Regions from separate parts of the Mus musculus genome. Here region 1 is linked to region 2. Evidence: chromatin contacts called from ENCODE POLR2A ChIA-PET data. All regions are on one chromosome and are shown on one strand. Each heading gives the region's core, a stretch centred on a gene start or an enhancer-like site at or near the end of the contact. The rest is flanking DNA. Distances are from core to core; before and after follow the strand shown.

The links. ChIA-PET counts read pairs that join two places held with the same protein, here RNA polymerase II (POLR2A).
Region 1: POLR2A ChIA-PET joins it to region 2 with 13 read pairs in Patski. The contact joins the promoter of Ankrd10 here to the promoter of Col4a2 in region 2. POLR2A ChIA-PET finds 5 or more read pairs at or near these places in 2 of 5 experiments (Patski and embryonic stem cell).

The regions. Positions count from the first base shown.
Region 1 is chr8:11,633,233-11,637,929 of GRCm38, forward strand. Ankrd10 (ankyrin repeat domain 10) reads right to left here and starts at 2,525. Exons shown (of 6, transcript NM_133971.3): 1 at 2,179-2,525. The coding sequence starts at 2,385. It overlaps Mir7238 (microRNA 7238), which reads right to left and starts at 2,504; the gene lies at 2,462-2,504.
Region 2 is chr8:11,310,330-11,314,371 of GRCm38, forward strand. Col4a2 (collagen, type IV, alpha 2) reads left to right here and starts at 2,476. Exons shown (of 48, transcript NM_009932.4): 1 at 2,476-2,785; 2 at 3,090-3,178; 3 at 3,301-3,355. The coding sequence starts at 3,135. It overlaps Col4a1 (collagen, type IV, alpha 1), which reads right to left and starts at 2,497. Exons shown (of 52, transcript NM_009931.2): 1 at 2,187-2,497. The coding sequence starts at 2,270.

The sequences.
Region 1 (4,697 bases), core at 1,275-3,774, 320 kb after region 2:
TTCACACTCATGGTAAGTAAACATCGGGCTGTAAAAATTGTACAAATTGTACTGTACTGTAAAAAGTGCAGTAAACTCTTTATAGTCAGACTTTCCCACACCGTGCACAACCCCGACACACTGAACTGCCCCAAAGCCCAGTCTGTATCTCTCTCTCTCTCTCTCTCTCTCTCTCTCTCTCTCTCTCTCTCTCTCTCTCTCTCTCGGCCTTTAAAACTGAACAGAAACCAAGTATGCGAGATAAATAACTAACTATAATAAAAGAGTCACACCACGGCTGAGCTCACCCAGTAGGTGACTAACTCAAAGACTGGCAAGCGCAGACAAGATCCAGCCAGGTCCCACTGCGCTGGCAGCTGGCTATGAGTCCACCACATTCAACATGTGCCTACACTGGCCAGGAATTTCTTCGGTACTTACTTGTTCTCCAATTTTGGACTGTCTGTTTCTCTTCAACTGACCACAGGCAGTGAAGAAGCTGTGCTTGGTTGCAAGCAATTCCTGAGAACAAACAGCACCCCGAACCTCCTATCTGTCTCCCCAAGCAAGGTAAGCTTGTCCTTACAAAGGACTGGTCACTTCAATAAACACAGATTCTCTGAGTTTTTATTGATCGGCAGGCTGCAAAACTTGCACAGTCCACAGCAAACAGACATTAGGACAGTGTTAGAAAGTGATGGCTGGCCAGGCGGTGGTGGCGCACGCCTTTAATCCCAGCACTCAGGAGGCAGAGACCGGCGGATTTCTGAGTTCCAGGCCAGCCTGGTCTACAAAGTTAGTTCCAGGACAGCCATGGCTATACAGAGAAACCCTGTCTCGGAAAACCAAACCAAACCAAACCAAACCAAAAAGTAATCGCTGGTGAGATTTCCCAAGGGAAACATACAAGTACAAAGTGGCAGTAAGATGAACAGGTGTCAAGAGAAAAGCAGTTAGTTAACCTTTAACGTGGAGCCAGGATTTGAACCTGTTAGCTATGCCGTGTTCAACCTAGGAAACTGGCTTTGGAATTGTGGAGGGTCCTTTTAAATGGGGCATCTGGTAAAAGCAAGATAGTTAGCCTTCACAATGGCCAGTTTTCCGGGAATAAATAAGCCCCATAAATTACTGGGTAACCTGAGCATCACTGGTAGGTACAACCTAGGGAAACACGCTGGAAACCTACAGGAGGGAGAGCAGTAACACATGGCCCGGCTGGGGTGAAAGGCTCAGCCTTTTCGCCTCTAAGAGCTTTCCGTAATAGTTGGAACGGGTTAACAAGATGGTTCCGTATCTTAAGACCATCCAGGTTTCAGATAGGAAAGCTCAGAACTACAACGTCCTCGCCTCCGCTACAATACTGGTCTCCAAAGTCAAGTCTACAACTCGTTCTCCGTAGACGTGAAAATGCTCCTTTAGCTTTAGATCAAATTCTGGTAAACAGTACAGCGTGAATTTTGCCGCTTTATGGCGCAGAAGCACTTCTGTGTGCAGGTTAACTAAGGCGACCACGAGAAGGTGGATTCCCAGCGACTACCTGCACCCAACTGCATGCCACCTTTCAACACCAGGAGAACGGGGCCAATTAGCGCAGCTTACACAGGACGGTCCCGGTGGAGAGGGGGCCGATAGGCATGGCCGCGACCCCGCCGTCGGCCATAGCAGGTGCAGACTTGACACCCCCGGCTACGAGGGCAGCGCCCATCCCTCCGTGCCTTCAGGGGGCCCTGCACCCGGTTTCCATTAGACAGAAGCGCGAGGCCCCCAGTTTCCTCCTCGCCACGATTCCCGAAGCCCGGCGGCCTCCGCGCAAACGGCCTCAACTGCAGTCTGCCCGCCCCGCTCGGAAGAGCCACAAGTGTGCACATGCGCCCTGGATCCTTCGGGGGAGCCGGCGAGACGGACCCCATTTCCGCCCCGCCTCCCAACACTCCCCGCGCCCCCGGAGGTCCTGGGTCGCGCGCCGCCCGCCGCACATGCGCCTTGAAGCCCTCGAGGCGCCCGCGGCGTCTGAGCAGCTTCCGCGCCCCCCACCCCCCACCGTCCTGGGTCGCAGACCGCGCGGTACCGCACATGCGCCCTGGAACTCTCAGGGGTTGCGCTGCCGCTGCCGACCGCGCTCTCCAGACACCGTGGGGTGCGCTCTGACCCTAACAGCACACCACGCGGAAAATGGCGCCTTAAAGTGCCCGCGCCCACCTTGCCGAAGTGCGCAGCCCAGTGCACGGGCGTCCAGCCGTAGAAGGAGTCCTCAGCGGCCAGGTGAGCGCGCGGCGTGTGTGGCAGCAGCGAACAGAGCGCGACCAGGTCCCCGTCCCGGCAGGCGCGGTGCAGCGGGAAGCGGAGCGACAGCAGCTCCTCGCTGGAGAAGCCTGCCTCCACGGCCGCGCCCGCTCCCGCTGACATGATGGGTCGCTAGGAAGCACGCGACTGATCGGCCAGAGGAATGTGCCGGTGAAGGCCTGCGAAGCTGCCGCCACTCGAACACAAAGGACAGGCGAGCTGCTGCCGCGTCCCATCCGCATCCGAGCGCAGCGAGCACTGAGGGCGGGACCTGAGCCACGGGGCGGAGCCTGCGCCTTGAGAGGGTGGGGCCTAACAGTCCGCTGCCTCCGACCGCTGCTGACGCCCGTGGTGGGGCGAGGCCCGCGCCTGGATAGGGTGGGGCCTCCCGCAGGTGGTGCTGAGGCTGGCGCCTGGGATAGGGCGTGGCCTTGGCTGCAGGGCGGGGCCTTCTCAGGGTCTGCGCAGGAACGCCGCCTTAGGCGTCTGGTGGTGAAGTTAGGGGCTGGGAGGCGATCACCGCTTGAGGAGGCCGCTACTGATGCCAACGCTGAAGGTGTAGGGGTTGAGGGTGGGCCTGCACGTTAGTGTGGTTAGAGGGACGAGACTTGCCGGGCAGTGGTGGCGCACGCCTTTAATCCCAGCACTTGGGCGTCAAAGGCAGGTGGATTTCTGAGTTCAAGGCCAGCCTGGTCTACAGAGTCAGTTCCAGGACAGCCAGGGCTATACAGAGAAACCCTGTCACGAAAAACAAACAAACAAACAAACAAAACAAAACAAAAAAAGGAGGGGGGAGACTTGGCTGCGACTGAAGCCTGAGGAGGCCGCGCCTGAGACCTCGCCTGAAGCCGGAGGCCTACGACCCTGGCTGTAAACCTTGCCTGGGGCAAGGCCAAAGCCCAGGCCGGCCTCTCTGTGATTGGCAGCTGAAAGCCACGCCTTAACTAAAGGAGGAGAGTCTGGGATTTGGAGCGGAGCGGCGCTCTGGTCGATTCCTGGGGCGGCTGGGCGTGACCTGGCGCTGGTGGGTGTGACCTGGAGCGGTTGGAGCTCGGCCGCAGGTTCCTGCTGAGGACGATGCCTGAGGCGCTACTTCTAAATAGAGCTGCTGCTCTGCCAGGCACACTCGCGAGTGGGGACTCAGGACTCTGGCAGCCGGCCCTGGCCTGCTTCCGCGGTTGCCTGAGTTCCTCCAATTAGTGTTTATTGGGCGCCTGCGGAGCACAGCTCCTCATTAAAAACCCGAAAACAAGGGTGCAGCCAGTTAACTTCGGTATGCCTTAATTGGAATGGATGCCAGAGAGAATCGAGAGGCCCTGGCGTCTGTAACTGTAAAGCATGAGTCACGTGAGCAGGCTGGGCACATGGTGAAAGAAATTTTAGAAAAATTGACTACTAAATTCTCTTTCCAATGGTACAATGCTATGGTTGTAAAAAATTTGAAATTTTTCTTTTTTCTTTTTCTTTTTGTTCTAATTTTGGTTTTTCGAGACAGGGTTTCACTGTGTAGCCCAGCCTGGTCTACTCACTCTGTAGACCAGGCTGGCCTTGAACTCAGAAATCCTCCTGCTTCTGCTGGGATTAAAGGCGAGCACCACCACCTCCTGGCTATAAAATTTGAAAATCATACTGAGCCATTAAGGAGTAGACACTATTCATGGAAGTTTTACTTTTTTTTTTTTTTTTTTTTGGTTTTTTTCGAGACAGGGTTTCTCTGTATAGCCCTGGCTGTCCTGGAACTCACGTTGTAGACCAGGCTGGTCTCGAACTCAGAAATCCGCCTGCCTCTGCCTCCCAAGTGCTGGGATTAAAGGCGTGAGCCGCCACCACCGGCCAGCTTCTACTTTTTACTTAATGAAGTTTTACTTTTTCCCTTTTGCTATATATTTGTTCCTTGTGTATGTTTATCCTTGAGGAGGCTACATAGTAGAGATTAAAATTACTGTATTGCAGAAACTGGGGCCTGGGACTCATCATCCTCCTGCCTCATCCTCCCAGCTGCTGGGATTATAAATATGCCACCAGGCTACATACCTTACATTGCAACATTAAGTAGCATAAAACAAGTAATCAGAAACCAGACAATTGATAAAGGGGAATTGTTAACCGGGTGAACACACTACACAGCCATCCGTTCAAATAACAAACACTCCCTGTGAAGGTGATATTGAGAAATGTTCCAGTCTACATAGACAAGTGTGATGTTTAATTCACTGAGCAGTGACTAATGCGTGGGAAATATGAGACGTCATCTGTCTGTCTCTAGTTCATAATCGGTGAGGCAAGAGCACAGCGTAATAGTTTTGGTATTACTTGGGTGCTTGCACTGAATGGTGGGCTCTTGTGTTTCAAGCTTCTTTCACTGAGAAGTTGGTTTTGTTTGACATGCCATTGGCCTGTATGTGAGCGCATCCCCTTAAGCTCTGGAAAGAGGA
Region 2 (4,042 bases), core at 1,226-3,725:
AGACCCTGAAAAGCCATTTGATAAGCACCAATAGAGAGTGCCTGCCCAGTGTGTGCACGATCCTGGGCCCATCCCCAAGCAGAACTGATGATCTTCCCATCTAAATTAACAATTAGCTTAGAGGATATTTGACTTGGAAAACTCAATGGAGGCTACTTCATTGCTGTGGTACCTCTAACAGCTAGTTTTAAAAGGAGCTGGGCAAAATGTTATTGATACCATGAAAAGGACACAGATTTCTAAATGAGGGGGGATGTTGTTTTTAAACAGGTCTTCTTGCATACCTAAGGTCATATGCACATTTAGCAGGCTTGCTAATGGGGTGAATGTCTTACCAAGGTAACATCTTAGGGTACCCACGGGCCAAATCACTTAAGATAAGGCAGCTGGAGGAACAGAACAGAGCGAGCATCCAGAAATGTACTTGGTCTTACAGGACAATTAGTAGGAAATACATCAATGTCAAGCCTCAACCCTGGCTGGTTTGACTTTCCAAGTAAGATCAGGAGTTCATGTGGCTGACTCAACGGTTTAAAGTCCTGAGGGTCTGGACGTGAGATCTCACAGTTAGCTTTGCTAACACGATCGTTCAGAAAAACCTAAGTCCAAACAGTGGCTCATGCTTTTCCATCACAGTGATCCCCTTAGAAGGCCTAGGTCTTTTGGTAAATATTTTCCACCCTGGGGAATGAACCCAGGGCTATGTTCATGCTGGGTAAGCACTTTGCCCGTCAGCCTCTTTTTACTTTATTATTATTATTATTATTATTATTATTATTATTATTATTATTATTATAGCGAGAGTCTCCCTATGTTGCCTGGGCTAGCCTTGAACTCATTCTGTTGCCCAGGCTAGCCTTGAACTTGAGATCCCCCTGCTTCGGGTGTCCAAGAAGCAAGAACTACAAGACCTGCACCGCCAGCAGGTCCAGCCTATCAAGCCTGCTCTTTTGAGAAACTACCCTCAGCAAGAGAATGGGTAGTTAAAAGGCTACCTGCGGTGAAGGTGAAGACTGGAGAGGAGGGAACTCTCTGAAGTTGGTTGCTGATGTAATTAATCATCCTTCTTCAGAAAGGGAGGCAAAACCCAATTAAGAAAACCCCTAGTAACGTTACCAGTTTATTCTAGTATGTAACAGTTAATAATTTATAGCATAGTTGATCAGTATCGCTCCTGCAGGAAAGAGGTGAAATTCTTAAAAGGAAAGGAAAATGCACAATTAAGCAACGGTTTCTTTTAAAACTTGGAAGCTTCGGTGAGAAGCAAACGTCGTTTTTTAGGCATTTGAGGGGAAGGCAAACTGTGGAGAGGCCACACCTTGTGGCCTTTGGGCCTGCATGGCTGTCACAGCAGCAGCAGCAGCTGAAGTGTATTCTCTAGGGGCGAAGGCAGAAAGTCTGGCCGGGTTCCTCCAGAGCTGGAAGTCTGGCTCTTGCAAACATCTCCCAGCGCCCTCCTGGCCAAGCACAGCACCAGAGGAAACAAAAACTTAAAAAAAACAATTTGCGCAGGGAACAATGCGACGGAGTTTCGCTTTGGTTTCACACTCAAGTCTAAATGTGGTTATAATTTTCAGGCACGCACTCATAAAAGGCAAGAGTCGAGGCAGAGACTTTTAGGATGCGGAGAAGAGCCCCGCGTCTGTTCTCAAGCGTGCCGTAGGCTACACAAAAGTCGTGGGAAAGCAAAAATACAGATGTTTCCAGGCAAACGGCCCAAAGCTGTTCAGCCTCAACCATCACGGTCTCCAAACAACCAGAAACACACCCAAAGCGGTTCCCCCTGCACATGAGTGTAGGACTCTGAGTGGCGTGGGGTGTGCCTGGCCACCCTTCCAGCCCCGACCCACTCGCGCGCCCCGCCGCTGAGAGCCTTGGCGATGAGGGTTCAAATCTCACTGGCTCCTCGGTACCCTCACCCCGCCGTGGTACACGCTAAGCTTCAGTCCCTTCCTAACTCTCCCGCACCCAGTGTATAACAAAGGAGGTTCCGTAATGGATGTGCGATCGCTGCCCACAGGGACTAGGAGAGGGAGACCCGGGGGAAGAATGCACCTGGCCGTGCCACCCGCGGTACCCTCGAGGGCCAGGCGGCTTGACTGCGCCAGGCGCTGGACAAAGAGGCCTCGCGGGGCGTCAGGGGTGCAGGGAGGGAGGCTGGGGAGCGCAGCCCGCAGGGAACTCACCTTCGCAGCTGCTCGGCTGCGCTCCTCGTGGAGCAGAAGGGCGGCGAAGAGCAGCAGAAGCCAGACGCTGAGCCGGGGCCCCATGGTGGCGCGCCCGGGGCGGCAGGGGACCAGCAGAGACGGCGGGGAAATGCAGCCCAGTTCCCGTGGGCCACGGCGAGGTGCTCAGTCTCGGAGGGCCCGGGCGTGAGCCCTGCTCACCGTCCCGGGTGCGGTGACTCTGCGCAGAGACCTGAGCGCGCCGCCCGAGGAGCTCCCCAATTTGTTGGCGCTGCCCCCTCCCCTCGGCAGTGCGCGGGCGGCGTCTCCAAGGGGAGGACCCTGCGGCGCGGGTAAGAGGCGGAGGCTGCGCGCCGCTCGGGACTTGGTGTCGCAGGGAGTCCGAACGCCGGGGCTCTGCGCTCCGCACCCAGCTCCTCCCGCGCCCCGATTCCACGAGCCCCTTGGCTCGCCAATCCCGGGCAAGCACCAGCAAGGCACGCCGGGGCCGAGAGTCCGGCGCCCACGGAGCAGAGCCAGGCCGGCCTGGCCGCCGGTGTGCCACGGGCCAACGCTTCTTCAGGGGCCCATGCGCGCGGGCAGCAGCTCCTGACCCTGAGGTGAGAGCGACCCCCGGGAGGCACAGAGAGCCAGGCCCCAAGTCGCGGACCTGTAGCGCCGGAGTAGGCTGAGGCTGCGCGCTCCGTTGGATCGGAGCTGGGGGAATAGGGATCGCGCTGCATGGGCTGAGGAGCTCCAGGCAGGGCCTACGGAGAAGAATCTCCCTTTTTCTGTCTCCTGATGGGACAGAACTTTGGTCACCCCGCAAGGAAACGAGGGACATTATGCGGAGTCAGGGTGCTAAGATGACGATGCTCTCTCTGCCTGCCACCTTTGCTAACCCGCTTTGTCTCTTGCCTCCAGGTTAGGAAGGGATCGAGCCGAGTCTAGAGCTCAAAGACTGGGATCATGGACCGAGTGCGGTTCAAAGCGTCTGGCCCTCCCCTGCGAGGGTAAGTCGCCTTCTGCCTGGTCTCCTAGGTGAAGGGGACCTTGCATGCATATTTCAGGAGTTGACAAGTTGGGGCCCGCATGTTTTGGTCGCTTTCTTACCCTCCCTCCCTCTCCTGTGCAGGTGGCTGCTGCTAGCAACTGTGACAGTGGGACTCCTGGCTCAGAGCGTCTTGGGGGTAAGTACCGCTTGAACTCCACGGCGCTTGGAGTTCCGCGCCCGTGACGGGTTGGGACGCTCGCGGAGCCTCGTGGAAGACAGGCTCGTCGAGCCCACCTGAGTGTGCGTGTGCATTGTAGGTGTGTGCTACTGTGTCTGCCAGCCGCTCGTCCCGTGCAGTGCAGGAGTCGGCCCTCTCTAGGGAGCTAATAATTAAAACGTAGCCTCAGGCACCTTTTGCTGCCAAGCTTTGGCCTTAGCAGCAAGGGAAGAATGTCTATCACTAGGCCACGAGGCGCACGGACAGAGGGGGCTGGGAGCAAAGAGTTTCCAGAAACTCAGAGGTGGTGTCCAGGCACTGTGGTGGGCAGAGAGCATCTTGCTTAAATATGAGTCTCTGGGGAGGGGCGGGGCAAGGAGGAGACAGCCTCCTGCTTTAAGGTTGTTCGGGGACAAAGGGATAGAAACCGCGGTCTCTTCCAAACCTTGAGTAGGCCCTGAAGAGCCACAGACCAGAGGGAGGCCTGTGGTCCCTGGCTTCTGTGACTTGTTTACTGTACCTGTTGCTCCTTGAAAGACCAAACCAGGCCTGCCAGAACAGCCTTTGAACTGAACTGGAGAGATGCTCTGGGGCTCCCTCGCATTTTAAATGTAGCCACTCCTTATACCAGTACCAGTGTGTGTGTGTGGGGGGGGGGGTCTTCTC